Linked DNA regions of Homo sapiens: region 1 is linked to region 2. Evidence: read pairs that join two places in POLR2A ChIA-PET (ENCODE). Cell type or tissue: IMR-90. All regions are shown on one strand. Links, peaks and the distances in the headings refer to the core of each region. The heading gives the core; the rest is flanking DNA.

Evidence for each region. ChIA-PET counts read pairs that join two places held together with the same protein. Peaks named below come from ENCODE experiments on the same cell type or tissue, not always from the same donor. Only the 100,000 strongest peaks of a DNase experiment are listed, where the experiment ranks them.
Region 1: POLR2A ChIA-PET joins it to region 2 with 10 read pairs; 1 of 35 experiments calls an interaction of 5 or more read pairs at or near these places.

Annotation. Positions count from the first base shown.
Region 1 is chr4:55,925,184-55,933,613 of GRCh38, reverse strand. All of the region lies in intron 3 of EXOC1-AS1 (EXOC1 antisense RNA 1), which reads left to right. Among named protein-coding and RNA genes, the nearest start is that of EXOC1-AS1, 19 kb to the left of the region's middle. In IMR-90, for the core only: no CTCF peak of the experiment used is centred there; a DNase peak (open chromatin) is centred at 1,563; H3K27ac peaks cover 676 bases.
Region 2 is chr4:55,488,166-55,496,595 of GRCh38, reverse strand. It overlaps CLOCK (clock circadian regulator), which reads left to right. Exons shown (of 23, transcript NM_004898.4): 3 at 7,131-7,222. Among named protein-coding and RNA genes, the nearest start is that of CLOCK, 55 kb to the left of the region's middle. In IMR-90, for the core only: no CTCF peak of the experiment used is centred there; a DNase peak (open chromatin) is centred at 4,935.

The sequences.
Region 1 (8,430 bases), core at 157-8,156, 440 kb before region 2:
CACTCCCCTAAAACTACAATAAAGGGCTTATTTATTTATTTGACAGAGTCTTGCTCTGTCGCTCAGGCTGCAGTGCAGTGGCACAATCTCTGCAACCTGCCTGCTCCTGGGCTCAAGTGATTCTCCTGCCTCAGCCTCCCGAGTAGCTGGGACCACAGGAGTGTGCCACCATGACTGGCTAATTTTTGTATTTTTTGTAGAGATGGGGTTTCACCATGTTGCCCAAGCTAGTCTCCAACTCCTGGGCTCCAGTGAGTCACCTGCCTCAGCCTCCCAAAGTGCTGGGATTACAGGCATGAGACACCACACCCGGCCAATAAAGGAATTTTTAAGGTGCTTTTTAAAAACCATCAGGTCAAAGAGATTGTAGAGAAGACAATATCAATACAATTTGAGGACTGCATAGCAGAAGGACAGCTGGAAACTGACTTAGCTCAGAAAATTTTGAATCTCATCCAGCAGTGGGAAAAGCTCAGGAGCAACCTAACGACTCTGTAGAAACCTCAAAAGGCACAGGTGGCACCAGGTAGCTCTGGAAGTGGAAATGAAGTGGGGCTAAAAGCAGCAGGATTGTCTCCGGTGGAGTGTTTCCCACCGTCTTCTGCTGTAGAGAATCGTGAGCTGGTTCCATGCAGTTTCACCTTAGGCATGGGTGGATGCTTTCCTTCCCCACCTTCACGACTTCTGCAGGTGCCCCCAGCAGGAAGGATCCATGGCAGGCTGAGCAAACTCTCTGGGCACAGACAGGCATTATTCATGCCGGACATCAACAAGCTCTTTTCTGGCTGCTATCAATGTGGTCTTCTCTAGGGAACAATAAGAAAGATAGATGATGACGCTCCTAGACACTGTGATAGAAATGCGTAGGCTAACTTGTCTCCCCAGACTAACCTGTCTTCCAGCAGCTCCTTGGCATTTGCTTGCTCAGGGTGTGGGGTGTGAAAGGCAGGAATTTCCTGGGCCAGAGCTGATTCCATCAGTGCATGGCCCAGCTGATTCCAACCTGACTTATGCTGATTCCATCAGTGTATCTGGTCCCTTCCCTACTTTTCCTCCTTGTATTAGTTTCCTCAAGCTGCTGTTAACAATGATCACAAATGGGCTGGGCACAGTGGTTCATGCCTGAAATCCCAGCAGTTTGGGAGGCTGAGGTGGGAGGACTGCTTAAGCCCAAGAGTTCGAGACCAGCCTGGGCAATAAAATAGGAACCTATCTCTACAAAATAAAAAAGAATTAGCCAGGTGTGGTGGCACATGCCTGTAGTCCCAGCTACTCAGGAGGCTTGGGCAGGAGGAGAGCTTGAGCCCAGGAGGTTGAGGCTTCAGTGAGCTGTGATCAAGCCACTGCACCCCACCCTGGGACTTTAAAGTTTATCTCTAAATACCTCAGAATATCACCTCATTTGGAAATAAGGTCATTGCAGCTTTAATTTGTTAAGATGAGGTCATACTGGAGTAGAGTGGGCCCCTAATCCAATATGACCGGTATCCTTATAAAAAGAACACCACCATGTAAAGAGATAGAGGGAAGATCATGCAAACACAGGGAGAATGTCATCTACTAGGAATGCCAAAATTGCCAGCAAACCACCAGAAGCCAGGAGAAAGGCATGGAACAGATTCTCCCTCACAGCCCTCAGAAAGAATCAACCCTGATAACACATTGATCTCAGAAAGCAAGCCTCCAGAAATGTATTGTTTCACAATACATTTCTGTTGGTTAAGCCGCCCTGGCAATCTGATACATATATGCTTAAATACCCGTTAAGGCCACAGAATAAATATTTTAGGAATTCAGAAAAGAAAAAGACGCTCTGAAGACCTTCAGAGGAAGGTCTGATATGAAGACCTCAGCATAAAACTGAGCTACTTCTCAGTTTTATGGAGTAGATAAGACTTGGAGTTGGACCTTGAAATGACTAGAACTTGGATGCATAAAGAAGAGGAAGCAAGAGATGTGGGGATGGAAGAAAGGGAGGAGAGGAGATAACAGGATGGGAAAAAATGATAGGGAAGAATGTTTTTCTCAATAATAAATACAGCCATCTGATGGGGCCAGGGACAAGCAGAATGGCATAGATAATGACAAGACTGAAAATAAAAAGTGAAGTCAGATGACTAAAGGACCCACCAAATATTAGATTTCAGAGCTTGAATTTTATCCAATATGTAATGGAGAATTATTGACCTTTTAAAGCTGGAAAATGACATGAAGAAATTAGTTTGCGGGAAATATATCTGGGTAGTAGAAGCATGGAATGGTGAATAGTGACTGGTGCAGAAAACAATGTTATCTAGGACAAGAGTCAGAAGATTTTTTTAATGACATGATAAAGGTCTGAAGGAAACGTGCAAAATATTACAAAGGAAGAATGGGCAGGGCTTAGTGAGGGAAGGGCCTCTGTGAGTGGAGGGGAAGGAATCCAGATAAACATCAAGGTTTAGAGTTTCAGAGACTGAAGACCCTGAGATGGCATAATCAGGAAGCTATCTTGTTGGTGTGGCAGAGGGGCTGGAAAGGGACAGGGGACCAATAGTAAGTTTGGTTTGTGATATAAGGTGCTGAAGGTGATATAACAGCAATGTCTGGGATATAGTTGGGTGTGTGCACATAATATGTAACAGAAATTAACAGAGAGAAATCAAGTTCCTTTTTCTTAGGTTTCTTCTCTGTATTTTTAAGACAGTCTGTGTATTTGGATGTTGTTTACTGTAGTCACTGATGATCCTGTTTCTCCCATTAGACTGTGAGCTCTTTAAGGGACAAAACAGCTTCTTTGTACCCATAACCGAAGCAGACTATCTGGCCTTAATAGAAGATCAGGAAATGTGAATTGAATTGAATCGCACTGCACTGAAGTAAATGAATCAAGCCTTCTGACACAAAGTCCAGTATTCTCTCCAGTATAACACAGTTGCTTCCCTGTAGTGACTAGGCCAGAGATGAATCTAAAATGTCAGTGTTACTGCCAGCTAATTCAGGGCCTTTTATTTAAGCAGCAGGGACTCAATTTCCCTATTCCATAGGTGTACGGTTTGACTGGCAACCTGATTACTTGGCAGGTAAAGAAAATGGTTACAATAGTTCCAGCCTGTCTGGAGCCTTGTAGTGGAGCCTCTGTAGTACCTTGGCTACAAAAGACACTCAAGCTGTGTAAATGATCAGATGTTATGAGAAGCTATTCTTTAGTAGCAGAGACACTGGAAAATTATATCAAGAAAGGGTCCCTTTTAAAAGCACAGCGCTGAAGCATCTTGATGATGTAGCAGTTTGTGTGTCTACAACAACAGCAGACATTTTCATTTCATAATGATAGCGCAAGGAATTATACCTTTTAATCACTTTTTGGTGTCAGTAAGAAATAGAGGTAGAGGTTCACGACCTTTGTATGAATCAAAGACTTGATGAACACTACTATATTAAAAACAACAGGCTGGGCACAGTGGCTTAGGCATTTTGGGAAGCCAAGACAGGTAGATTGCTTGAGCCCAGGAGATCGAGACAAGCCTGGGCAACATAGAGAGATTCCATCCCTACATAAAATAAAAAAATTATTAGGCTAGTGCAAAAGTAATTGCGGTTTTGCTATTTTAATGGCAAAAACCGCAGTTACTTTTGCACCAACCTAAAAGCTGTGTGCAGCTGCTTGGGAGGCTGAGGTGGGAGGATCACCTGAGCCTGGGGAGGTTGAGGCTACAGTGAGCCAGGATTGTGCCACTGCACTTCAGCCTGGGCAATAGAGAGCGACCCTATGTAAAAAAATAAAATCAATAAAAATATTAGAACAACAAGCCTGCTTCACGTCAAAAGGTCTATGATCAAAAGACAAAGAATAAGCCAGGAAAATATTTGCAACTAATATCGTAAACCTAATATAGAAAGAGATCCTATAAATTGACAGTAAAATGACTAACAAATAGTAGAATAAATTAGAAAAATAATTTAACAGTAGGCACAAGTATGAAAATATAATTTGCCAAATGGCTCTTTACCATAAGAAGAGACTCAAACTCACTGGAAATAAGAGGCATATAAATGAAAACTAAGTGAGATGTGAAGGGTGAGTAGGTAGCCAAGTGAAAGAAGGATGGAGACAGACAAGAAGCTAAGAGACTAATAAACTAATCATAGCCATTGTGTATTACTGGGTTCTAGTGAGTGCTGCTTTACACAATTCATGTTTTACAAGTACCATTTCATTTAATCTCCATAAGAGGCCTAAAAGTAGGAAGTATTGGTTTCACAATGTTACAGGTGGGATTAAGTAATTTACCAGAAATCACGAAGTAAATCATAGAGCCTTGACTTGAACTCAGGAAGTTAACACAATTCTGGGAATATAGCAGGCTGCCAAGAAAGGGAGCTCCGAAGGACAATGACCAAATATGGAAATATTCAGACAAAGATCAATTAAACTTTGTGGAGACATAGAGTTATCAGAGTCCTAAAAGTTCAATTAGACCAACCTCCAACATAGAACACAGACTTCCTCTGCAACCTCTCCAACAGATGGCCATCCCAGCTGCCACCTAAACAAGTCCAATGACAAAAGAGAGTGCTCTACTTGTTAAAGCAGCTCATTGCATTGCTGAACGTCTTTGCTGGAAAAAGTCTTCTTTATATGAAGCTAAAATCTGTTTCTCCATAAGTATGAGCAATTTGTTCCAAGCAATCAAAAGAAAATGAATTTTTTGTCTCATGCATGTGATAACTCTTCAGAACAAATAACCCAGATCCTTCCATTTTTGCTCACTTGACATGGTCTCCAAGCCCATCCCTTATCTGGCTAACCCCTCTGGAGTAGAAACAGTCTAGTTTCTCGGTTTTTTTATTAAAATGTATTCCCAGAAATGATTGTGTTAGATTATGGCTGAGTATTGAGATATGCTTATTTCTCTTACTATACCTGCACAGCACACTCAATGTATATCAAACAGTCTATTACTGTAATCACCCAATGGGTTCATCCTTGCTTCTTCCACTGCACAGGCAAAACCAATTCACTGAGACCAGGGTATTGCAGTAAAGAAAGAGTTTACGTAATGCAAGGCAGCTGAGTGAAGGACTAGAGTTATCACTCAAATCAGTCTTCCAGAGAACTCAGAGGCTAGGATTTTTATGGAAAATTTCAGGGGCAGGGGCCTAGGGAATTGGTGCTGCTGATGGGTTGGGGATAAAGTCATAAGGGTGTGGAAACAGTCCTCATGTGCTGATTCTGCCTCTGAGTGGGGGCCACAAGACCAGCTGAGTAATAATTCATGGGTCTGGGTGGGGTCAATTGGTTTCCAGAATGCTAAAGTCTGAGAAACATCTCAAAAGACCAATCTTAGGTTCTATAATAGTGATGTTATCTACAGGAGCAAATGGGGAAGTGACAAATCTTCTGACCTCTGGCTACATGACTCCTGAACAGTAAGGGATTATAGAAACTATGTCTATATTTTAGGAGAATGTAGGCCCTTCCCAAAATCCTAATCTTGTGGCCTTTCATTAGTCTTATAAAGGCAGTTTCAGCCCCCCAACAAGGAGGGAATCCGTTTTAGAGAAGGACTATTATCATCCTTGCTTCATAGTTAAACTGTAAACTAAATTCATCACATGGTTAGCCTGGCCTATGCCCAGGAGTGAGTGAGTACAGCCAGCCCATGAGTCTACAAGCAAGATAGAGTCAGCCATGCTAAATTTCTCTTGCTGTCATAATCTTTGTAAGGGCAGTTTCAGCATTACATTAGCCTTTTTAGCATATGAATCACATATGCTCCAGTGAAGAACTATTACTGGAAAGGGGTCCCGATCCAAACCCCAAGAAAGGGTTCTTGGATCTCATGCAAGAAAGAATTTAGGGTGAGTCCATAGATTAAAGTGAGGCCGAGTTTATTAAGAAAGTAAAGGAATAAAAGAATGGCTACTCCATAGGCAGAGCAGGCCCAAGGGCTGCTGGTTGCCCATTTTTCTGGTTATTTCTTGATTATATGCTAAACAAAAGGTGGATTATTCATGCCTCCCCTTTTTAAATAATACAGGGTAACTTCTTGATGTTGCTGTGGCATTTGTAAACTGTCATGACACTGGTGGGAGTGCAGCAGTGAGGACGACCAGAGGTCACTCTCGTGGTCATCTTGGTTTTGGTGGGTTTTGGCTGGCTTCTTTACTGCAACCTGTTTTATCAGCAAGGTCTTTATGACCTGTATCTTCGCTGACCTCCTATCTCATCCTGTGACATAGATGCCTTAACCATCTGGGAATGCAGCCCAGTAGGTTTCAGCCTCATTTTACCCAGTTCCTATTTAAGATGGAGTTGCTCTGGTTCACACACCTCTGACAGAACCATGCACAGTCTTCTTTCAATGGCTGATAGGTTTTTAATACCTGTATTTATTTATGTTATTCTGAATGCAAATATAAAGTTTCTGGAGCAGAGAACAAAGTTATTATAATTCATGTCAATAACTATCAGTTCCCTTGCCCCAACCCCCTAGAGTGATATGATGAAAGCCAGATGTCCTCTTATATGTACTAGGTTCTGTACTGCAGGAGAGAAAGCCCCCCTCAAAATTATGAATCTGAGAGCTTATATACGAGAGGGTCAGCTTTCTCTTTTCCCCTTCTGAGAAAGGCAGAGAAACCTCTGCTTTCTAGTGTACACCAATTTTGCTGGGGAAGCAAAGGGAAAGGTCTGGGCTTCTTACCTTTTGGAATGCAAATAAGTGTCTGGGGGAAGATAAGAGAAGCTTCTCCTCATTTACAGCTCTTGGGATGTTTTCTTGGTTGCAGGTTTTACCCCCTCCCACCCTGCTCCTCTGAAGTGTAAACACAGACCTCTGGGGAGACAAATCTCTCTACAGTTGTCTCATTACCTATTCAGTCATAGTCATAATTTAACTTCTAAAGCTTGTTCTTTAATCTGGACTCCAGAAAAACTTGCTCAGAAAGTCCTAACTGTGCAGAAACATGAAAATACTCACTTGTTGACTTGGGCTTGATACAGGTCTATTTCCTAGGTCCAGGCTGGCTTGCCCACTTGTTTCTTGTCTCTCTCTCTCTCAAGGGAGGAGGATCCCCAAAGAACCCACAGCAAAAAAGACAGGTTTAAACACCTGGTAGGGCCAGAGGGCAGAGGCTGGGTCATAGCAGTACTGGTCAAGTGAGAGCTCTCCTGCTCTCCATCAGCAATTCAGGGAGGGGAAGAATGGAAGTGGGCATGATTAGAGTAAAGAACGTGACCGTGACCACCTCCCTTTTCTTCTCTGCTGGCAGCAGGCCCAAGCTGGAGAAGGATGAGAATATTGATCATAAGCTGTGTTTAAAGATTTGGTTATAAAATGGAACTAGATATTTTAATTTCTGATTAAGGGCTTGTTTTACAACAGAGAAACCAGAAAAGTCATGGATTTTGCCTGAGTTATTATCCAGGAGCAAGGGGAAGAATTGGATGTGAGGATATAAAATTTTTTTTTTTTGAGATGGAGTCTTGCTCTGTTGCCCAGCTGTAGTGCAGTGGCGCAATCTCGGCTCACTGCAAGCTCTGCCTCCCGGGTTCACGCCATTGTCCTGCCTCAGCCTCCCGAGTAGCTGGGACTACAGGTGCCTGCCACCATGCCCAGCTAATTTTTGTATTTTTAGCAGAGATGGGGTTTCACCTTGTTAGCCAGGATGGTCTTGATCTCCTGACCTCGTGATCCGCCTGCCTCAGCCTCCCAAAGGGCTGGGATTACAGGCGTGAGCCACCGCGCCCGGCTGAGGATATAAAATTCATGTTTTGAGCCATTCTGAGTGAAACAATACTTGTGAGAGGCGTTCGAAGCAGAGCAACCCCATCTTGAACAGGGATTGAGTAAAATAAGGCTGAGACCTACTGGGCTGCCTTCACAGGAGGCTGGGTATTCTAAGTCACATGGTGAGATTGGAGGTTGGCACAAGATACAGGTCACAAAGACCCTGCTGATAACAGCAGTTAGCAGTAAAGAAGCCGGCTGAATCCCACCAAAACCAAGATCGCAAGGAGAATGACCTCTGATCACCTTTACTGCTCATCATACGCTAATTAGAATGCATTAGCATGCTAAAAGACATTCTCACCAGCACCATGACAGTTTACAAATGCCATGGCAATGTTAGGAAGTCATCCCATATGGTCTAAAAAGGGGAGGAACCCTTGGTTCCAGGAATTACTCACCCCTTTCCTGGAAAACTAATGAATAATCCACCCCTTGTTTACCATATAATCAAGAAGGAACTAACAATAAGTACAAGCAGCTGAACAGCCCATGGCGCTGCTCTGCTATGGAGTAGCCATTCTTTATTCCTTTACTTTCTTAATAAACTTGCTTTTGCTTTACTCTATGGATTTGCCTCAAATTCTTTCTTGCACGAGATCCAAGAACCCTCTCTTGGGTCTGGATTGGGACCCCTTTCCGGTAACATACTATC
Region 2 (8,430 bases), core at 204-8,203:
ATTTTAAAAAGTTTTTATAGTCAGCACAACTTGAACTATATTAAAGTGGTAAGCAATCATTACATTTTGCCACAGAATAGCTTATCAATATGATAAGTGTATAAAGGACTCAGTGGTCAAAAGGAAGGCTAGAGTTTAGAGAAACATGAAAAAGAATGAAGCATTTCTCATAGAAGGTAATTAACAACATAACCAATCATTGACTGTCACTATGTTTAGTCTTCCCGACCATGTCAAATAAACTTGCTTTACTCCCTTGTGCCTTTACTAGGAAGAGAAACTGAGGCTCCAACAAAGATTATGAGCTGGCACAGTTTTTTTTTTCTTTTTAAAGACCCAACATAAATAAGTTAGAGCTATATTGTCAGTTTTTTTGTTTTTGTTTTTTGATTGTTTCTTTTTTTTTTGAGACGACCTCTCGCTCTGTCACCTAGGATGGAGTGCTGTGGAGCAATCTTGGCTCAATGCAACCTCCACCTCCCGGGTTCAAGCGATTCTCCTGCCTTAGCCTCCCAAGTAGTTGGGATTACAGGCGCCTGCCACCACGCCCGGCTAATTTTTGTATTTTTAGTAGAGACGGGGTTTCACCATGTTGGCCAGGCTGGTCTTGAACTCCTGACCTCAGGTGATCCACCCACCTTGACCTCCCAAAGTGCTGGGATTACAGGTGTGAGCCACTGCGCCCAGCAGTTTTTTTGTTTTTTTAAAAAAAGTTTGTGTTTTTTGTCTTTTTGCATCAGGTGGATCACATGCTATCCCAGTTTGTGAGAGAGGGCTTAGATGCTTAAAATTGAGGATACGGAGGGTCTTTTGGATATTAGTAATGGTGAATTCTGGGGTAACACTAGCAGAATGAGTGGGAGGTGGGGTGGAACACAAAATTGTTGCAGAAGAGATCAAGGAACTCACTGGCCAGTTTTGGGGGATCATTTTGTGTACATTGAAATTCAAAAGAGGTATTGGAGAGGGTCACACCCTTCGTGGAGTGAAGGGGCTTATCCTGGGGTTTGTGAATGACTACAATAAGGAGGGGATAATAGCTGATGTAGTCTGGTGGCATGAGAGTCAAAGCTAAGGTTTTAGGGAGGGAGAGAATAATTCAGAAATGACAGTGAGTTACAAGGAAGTTCACCCCACCAACAGGGCTTGGTCATCTGAGATATGGGAGAGTAAATATATTTTATCTCACATGAGAGAGAAGCCATTGTTTGAAAGGGCTGGAGTTAGAGCAGAACTCCCAGAGGGGAGAGAGGTTACAGCTGGGAGCAAGTAAGGTGAAGAGTGTGCAACAACAATACTGAGGAAATAGGATATTTTAACGACGATGTGTACCATGAGTTCCAGAAGACACTGCGAAAGGATTTCGGGAATTGGGGGAGGAAGAGAAAAGGGGTCAGTGTAGGGACATACAGAGTATATAGGGATGAAAGTATATAGGGATGGGGGATGACTTGGGAGTCTTGGGCATTTCTTGTTGACTGATGTAAAAAGAATGGAGGGCATAATGGGATTCTCTTTGATGATCTCCTATGCAGGTTGCTGTAAATACTGAAAGGGAAGTGTTGGTGAGAGCCAGGTTTATCGAGAGAAACCGGATTCTGTATAGTTTTCTGTTGCTACCATACAAATAACCACAAACTTAATGGCTTAAGACAATACAAATTTATTGTTTTACAGTTCTGCAGCTCAGAAGGCCAACACAAATCTCACTGACCTGAACCCAAGGTGTCAGCGGGCTGCATTTCTCTCTGGAGGCTTCAGGAGAAAATCTGTTTCCTTGTTTTTTCCAGCTTGTAGAGGCTACCTGAATTCCTTGGCTTGTGGCCACCTTCTTTCACTTTCAAAGCCAGCAACTTTGCATCTTTTTAAAAGAATTATCATTTCAGTAGGTTTTTGGGGAACAGGGGGTGTTTGGTTACATGGATAAGTTCTTTAGTGGTGATTTCTGAGATTTTGGTGCACCCATCACCTGAGCACTGTTCCCAATGTATGGTCTTTTATCCCTCATCCCCCCTCCTATCCTTCCCTTCTCCCCGAGTCCCCATGGTCCATTGTATCATTCTTATGCCTTTAACTTGCCATCTTTTTGACCGTTCTTTCTGATATATCAAACCACAGCTAGGAAAGGTCCTTTCCTCTTAAGAACTCACGTGATTATTTTGGACCCACTTGGATAATGCAGGATAATCTCCACATCTCAAGATCCTTATCCTTAATCACATCTGCAGTGTCCTTTTTTGCCATGTGACATAACATCTTCATAAGGTCCAGGGAAGAGGGAATGGACATTCTTCGGAGGCTGTTATTCTGCCTACCACAGGGCTCCCTCTTTCTTCCTGCTGGTGTCAGGATGAAGGCCAGGTGTAGAGTCGTATAGCTTCAGGTTTATGGTACCTGATTACATGTGAAATTCATTCTGAGGCTTGTGCTCTCCCTCCACCTTCAGGTTTTATGTGGGGCTTACTTGGGGCTGAGGACAGATGTAGGCCTTAGTCTTATCTCTGAAAAGGGGATAAGGTGCTCCTATACTCTGTGGGCAAGATCAGTCTGTTATATGAATACAAAGCTCAGACATTACTTGAAAAATATATATTAGTTGAATCGTTGGAATAGTATTGTCCCACTAAGAGAACTGTATTAATTTTTTAGTTTTTGTTTATTTAATGAGGTTTAGTGAATATCTTACATCTTGACATTCAGCAGGCTAGAGTTATAGTGTCAGTTGATGTTTGTCTTGAGCCAGAATCCTCTCTGGTTTTAAGAGGTCTGGTTCATAAAACTGGTTTGGGATGTGGTTCTTATTCTTACAGGTCAGTTTTCAAATTTAAATTGATTGTAGAGATAGCTGTAAAACCAAATATGTGTTTTATTTTGCCAATATCTTATATCGGTTGTAGAGGTGGCTAATACATTCAATATTGAATAAATTGAGAACCACTGTTTAATTTCATTTTTTCCTCGTACATTAAACAACGAATCTAAAAAGTATTAAATATTTGGGCCTTTCTTTGCAAGTTAAAATAGTTTTTCTCTTAGAAATAATTACTGTTTCAGTTATAATACAAAATCAGTAATCTGCAGAAGCAAGTTAGAATTTTTCATAAGTGGTAATAAAAGTAGTTAAGGTTTGTTCCTTAGGTTTTGTATTATACCGGTCAATTAAATTTCAGCACTACTTTTAATTAATGTTAATAGATCCGTCAGTTCCCGAAATACCTGTGGTATCAGAATTAACAAACCTAAATTCCAAAGTAGGTCAGTGGGTCAGTAGGTTATTAGGTTAGGGAAAAACTGTAGTTTTAATTTTTAAAATTCAAATTCCTGAGTTAGCCATTTTTAATTAATAATTTTAAAATTATTAACTAGATGAAACTTTGTTTTCTTTAAATGGCTAGAAAAATAGTCTCTGTTAAGTTTTTGTTCTCTGGAATAGATAACAGGTTGTGTTTTATCTTATTTGCCTCCTCATGTATAGCTAGGCCTCTAGTATTGGACAATTAAAAGAAAAAGAAAAAAAATGCAGCACTTAAGCTTTCTGATTATAAAAGTAATGCATGTTCATGGGAGAAATTTTAGAAAGTACTAAAGAAAGAACAAAAAACACCATCCATAAACTACCTAGGAGCAATCACAGTTGATACTTTTGCTATATTCAGGTTTATGTCTGATATATTTTCATGCCACTGTTAATGCAGTTAGACATTTAAATTTGTTCTAGCTTTACTGTTTTTATTTTATTTTATTTTTTTTAGAGACAGAATCTCGCTCTGTCACCCAGGTCAGAGTGCAGTGGCGCTATCTCGGCTCACTGCAACCTCCGCTTCCTGGGTTCAAGCGATTCTCCTGCCTCACCCTCCCGAGTAACTGGGATTACAGGCGTGTGCCACCATGCCCAGCTAATTTTTATATTTGTAGTAGAGATGGGGTTTCACCATATTAGCCAGGCTGTTTTTGAACTCATGACCTCAAGTGATCTACCCACCTTAGCCTCCCAAAGTGCTAGGATTACAGGCATGAGCCACTGTGACTGGCCTAGCTTTATTATTTTTAATAATATCTCAATGAATATAAAAGTTTAGATGCATCTTTGATTATTTTATTATTTCTCAAAGTGAAATTACTGAGTCAAAGGGCATAATTTTCAAACCAATTTATTTTTTAAGAAAGAGAAATTCCTCCTTTTCTTGGTTTATAAATTCCTTCTATTCCTAGTTTGTTGAATGGCGTTTTTTTTTTTTATCATGAATAGGTGTTGGATTTTGTTAAATGCTTTTTCTGCATCAATTGAGATCCCTCATACGATTTTTATCCTTGGTTTTGTTGATGTGGTGTAGCACATGGATTGGTTTTATTAATATATGTTGAACCTTGCTCAAATCCCAGGGATAAATACCACCTGGTCATGTGGTATAATCCTTTTAATTTACTGTTGCGTTTGGATTGGTAGTATTTTGTTGAGAATTTTTCATCAATATGCATAAGGAATATTGGTCTATAGTTTTTTTCTTATGGTGTCTTTGGCTTTGATATCAGCATAATGCTGGCTTCATAAAGAGTTTGAAAATGTTCCCTTTTCAGTTTGTTGGAAGCATTTGAGGGGGATTGGTATTAATTCTTTCAGTGTTTGGTAGAATTCTTCAGTGAAGTCATGTATATGGTCCTGGCTTTTCTTCATTGGGAAGTTTTTGATTCAATATAATTACAAGTTATATGTGTCTGCTCAGATTTTCTTTTTTTATTTTATCATTCTGACTTACTGATTAATTTGTCTATTCTTAAAAAAACTATGTACTCTCTTGTAAAGTCATCTGTGCTGTTGCATGCAGTCTTCTCTTTGTTGTATAGCATTCCATTATATGAATACCACATTTTGTTTATCCATTGTACTGTCAATGAACATCTGGATTGTTTATAGTTTTAGACCATTATGAATAAATCTGCTGTGAACTCTGTTCACATTTTTCTATTCATGATTCAGCCTTCGTGGTAGATGGCATATTTCTAGGAATTTATCCATTTTTTCTAGGTTATCTAATTTGTTGGTGTATATTTATTGAGTTGTCTCAAAAAAATACTTTTTTATTTCTGTGACATCAGTTGTAATTTCTCCTTTTATTTCTGATTTTGAGTCTTCTCTTATTCCTAGTGTAGCTAAAGATTTGTCAATTTTGTTAGTCTTTTCAAAGAAACAACTCTTAGTTTTGTTGATTTTTTTTTTTTCCTATTCACTGTTTTATTTCTACTCTAATCATATTTCCTTCCTTCTGCTCTCTATGGGCTTTGTTCTTCTTTTTCTAGTTCTTTGAGGTATAAAGTTGCATTGTTTGAGATCTTTCCTTTTTTTTTTTTTTTTTTTTTTTTAGCACACCTGCAGGAATCTTTCTTCATTTTTAATGCAGTCATTGACTGAAATAAGATTCCCTGTCAGAACACTTTTGCTGCATCCCATACATTTTGGTATGTTGTGTTTTCGTTTGTCTCAAGATGTTTTCTAATTTCTCTTTTGATGTCTTCCTTGACTCTTTGGTTATTCAACAGTGTGTTTAAATTTCATCTGCTTATGAATTTTCTAGTTTTCCTTCTGACATTTCACTGTGATCAGAGAAGATATTTAGTATAATTCAACCTTAAATTTGTTAAAACTTGTTCTGTGCCCTATTAGGTGATCTGTCCTAGAGAACGTTCTCTGTGTACTTGAGAATAATGTGTATTCTGCTGTTGTTGGGTGGAATGTTTTGTGTATGTCTGTTAGGTCCATTTGGTCTATACAGTTGGCCTTCTGCATCTGAAGGTTCCACGTCTGTGGATTCAACCAACTGTGGATAAAAATATTCAGAGAATAAAACCATTTACAAATAATACAAATTTAAGAAACCAATATAGTATAACACCTATTTACATCACATTTACATTGTATTATGCATTATAAGTAATCTAGAGATGATTTAAAGTATAGGGGAGGAGGCACATAGGTTATAGGCAAATACTACATCATTTTATATAAGGGACTTAAGCATCTGCAGATTTTGGTATTAATATTTGGTGGGGGGTCCTGGAACCAGTCCATGTCAGATAACAAAGGATGACTGTACTGATACACTGTTTAAATCTATGCTTTCCTTCTTGATTTCTCTTGGATTATCTGTCCATTATTGAAAGTGGGGTATTGACATCTCCTGCTACTATTGTATCTGCTGTTTCTCCCTTCAGTTCTATTGATGTTTGCTTAATATATTTGGGTCCTCTGATGTTGGGTGTATATATATATATATTTATAATTGCTATATTTTCCTAATGAATTGACTCTTATTACTATATAATGTCCTTCTTTGTCTCTTGTATTTGACTTTACATCTATTTTATCTAAGTATGGTCACTTATACTCTTTAGGCTGCCATTTGCATGGGATATATTTTTCCATTCTTTCACTTTCAGCTTCTGTTCTTAAATCTGAGGTGAATCTTGGAGACAACATGCAGTTGGATCTTTCTTTTTTTTTTTAAATCCATTCAGCCACTCCATGTATTTTGATTGAGGAGTTTAATCCATTTACGTTTAAAGTGATTACTGATAGAGAAGGGCTTGCTGTCTTTCTTGTAGTGCTGTTGTCCCTCTTTTCCTTTCCTCCTGTTTTTCTCTGTGTTTCTTTCTTTCTTTCTTTATTTTTTGTAGTTGTGCTTTGACTCCCCTCTCATTTTCTTGTGTCAGTCCTCACATGTGATTACCATGGGGCTTATATATAAAAACACCTTATAGTTAAAACAGTCTGTCTTAAGCGTATAACAATCTAACTTCAATTGCATATAAAAATGTAACTTTCTTACTCTTCCCTTGTTATTGATGTCACAATGTTATCCTTTTATGTTGTATACTCATTAACATTTTTATAGTTACAGTTTTTTAATACTTTTATCTTTTAACTTCTGTACCAGAATTAAGTGATTGTTTTAGTTTATTCATGTTTTAAGTTATTTTGTTTTCTTTTAGAAACAATTTATAGAATTTAAAATTGGTTATATACATTTTTGTGACAGTTCTAAATTTTATTTTTAAAAATTATTTTAAAACCCTTTTAATGATAAACTTCTATGTAAGTTGAATAAATCTAACATTTTTTCTTGTTTAAACAGAATTCTGAGACTTATGGTTGGTCATATAGAAGAGTACCTTGAACCTATAGTTTCCTGAAGAATCAGTTTAAAAGATCCAAGGAGTACAAAAGGTAAAGAAAGGTGCATCTTAGAATGCATCGTAAAATGATATTTTTCCAGAAAAATAAAAGAATTCATCAACTATTTTGACACACTAATTTAAGGAAAGTTTAATTTAAAAAAATTTTTGTGTGTTAATTTACCACCAAACGTAGTACCAGCTATGTTCCGATAATTACTTTAGATACTGGGGATTCAGTGATGAACAAGACAGAAGCTGTCCCTGCTGTCATGAGAACCGCCTTCTAGAAGAAGAATAATACACAAGTGAGAAACACAAATAATACACAAGTGAGAAATTTGTGGTTTGTACTGTGCAGAGAATTAAAATGGATAAATGGATAGTGTAAGGCTGGGCACTGTAAGGCTTGTGCCTGTAATCCTAGCAGTTTGGGAGGCTGAGGTGGGAGGATTGTGTAAGCCTAGAAGTTTGATACCAGCCTGGGCAACATAGTGAGACCCCATCTCCACCAAAAATTTAGAAATTAGCTGGGCATGATGACGTATGCCTGTGATCCCAGCTACTTGGGAGGCTGAGGCAGGAGGACTTGAGCCTAGGAGGTTGACGCTACAGTGAGCTGTGATTGTGTCACTGCATTCCAGCCTGGGAGACAGAGTGAGACCTTGTCTTACGTGTACAAAAAAAAGGATAATGTGGTAGAGACTGGTGACTGCTTTCATTAGGCAGTCAGAGATAGCCTAATTGAAAAAGGGGAATTTTAATTGAGATCGGAATGGCAAAAGGAGCCAGCTGTGTGAAGATCTGAGAGAAGAGCTTTATAGATAGTGAGAACAAGAAAGACAATGAAATGTTTGAGGAACATAAAGAGCATAATGTGACTGGAATACAGTAAATGATGGGGAGAATATATGGAGATCAGGTTGGGGGAAAAAACTGGGAGAGAAGCAAATTTACAGAAGAAAGTTAAGTGTTCTGTTTTAAGTATATGACATTTTGGACACCTTTAAAATCTGTAGAAATGTCTAAAAAGCAGTTGGATATCTGACTGCATTTGACAATCTATTCTAGGGGTGTGGATTTGGGAGTCATTGGCATGTAGAAGTGTGATTTATCTAGGAAGTGTATACAGATTTAGAAGGATTCAGCCCTGGCACATGCCAGTATTAATTAGAGGAGAAGGAGCAGCCAGCAAGATGAGTACAAAAGCAGGAGAATATTCTGTCACTGGAATCAAGAAAAGAAGGTATTTAATAAATG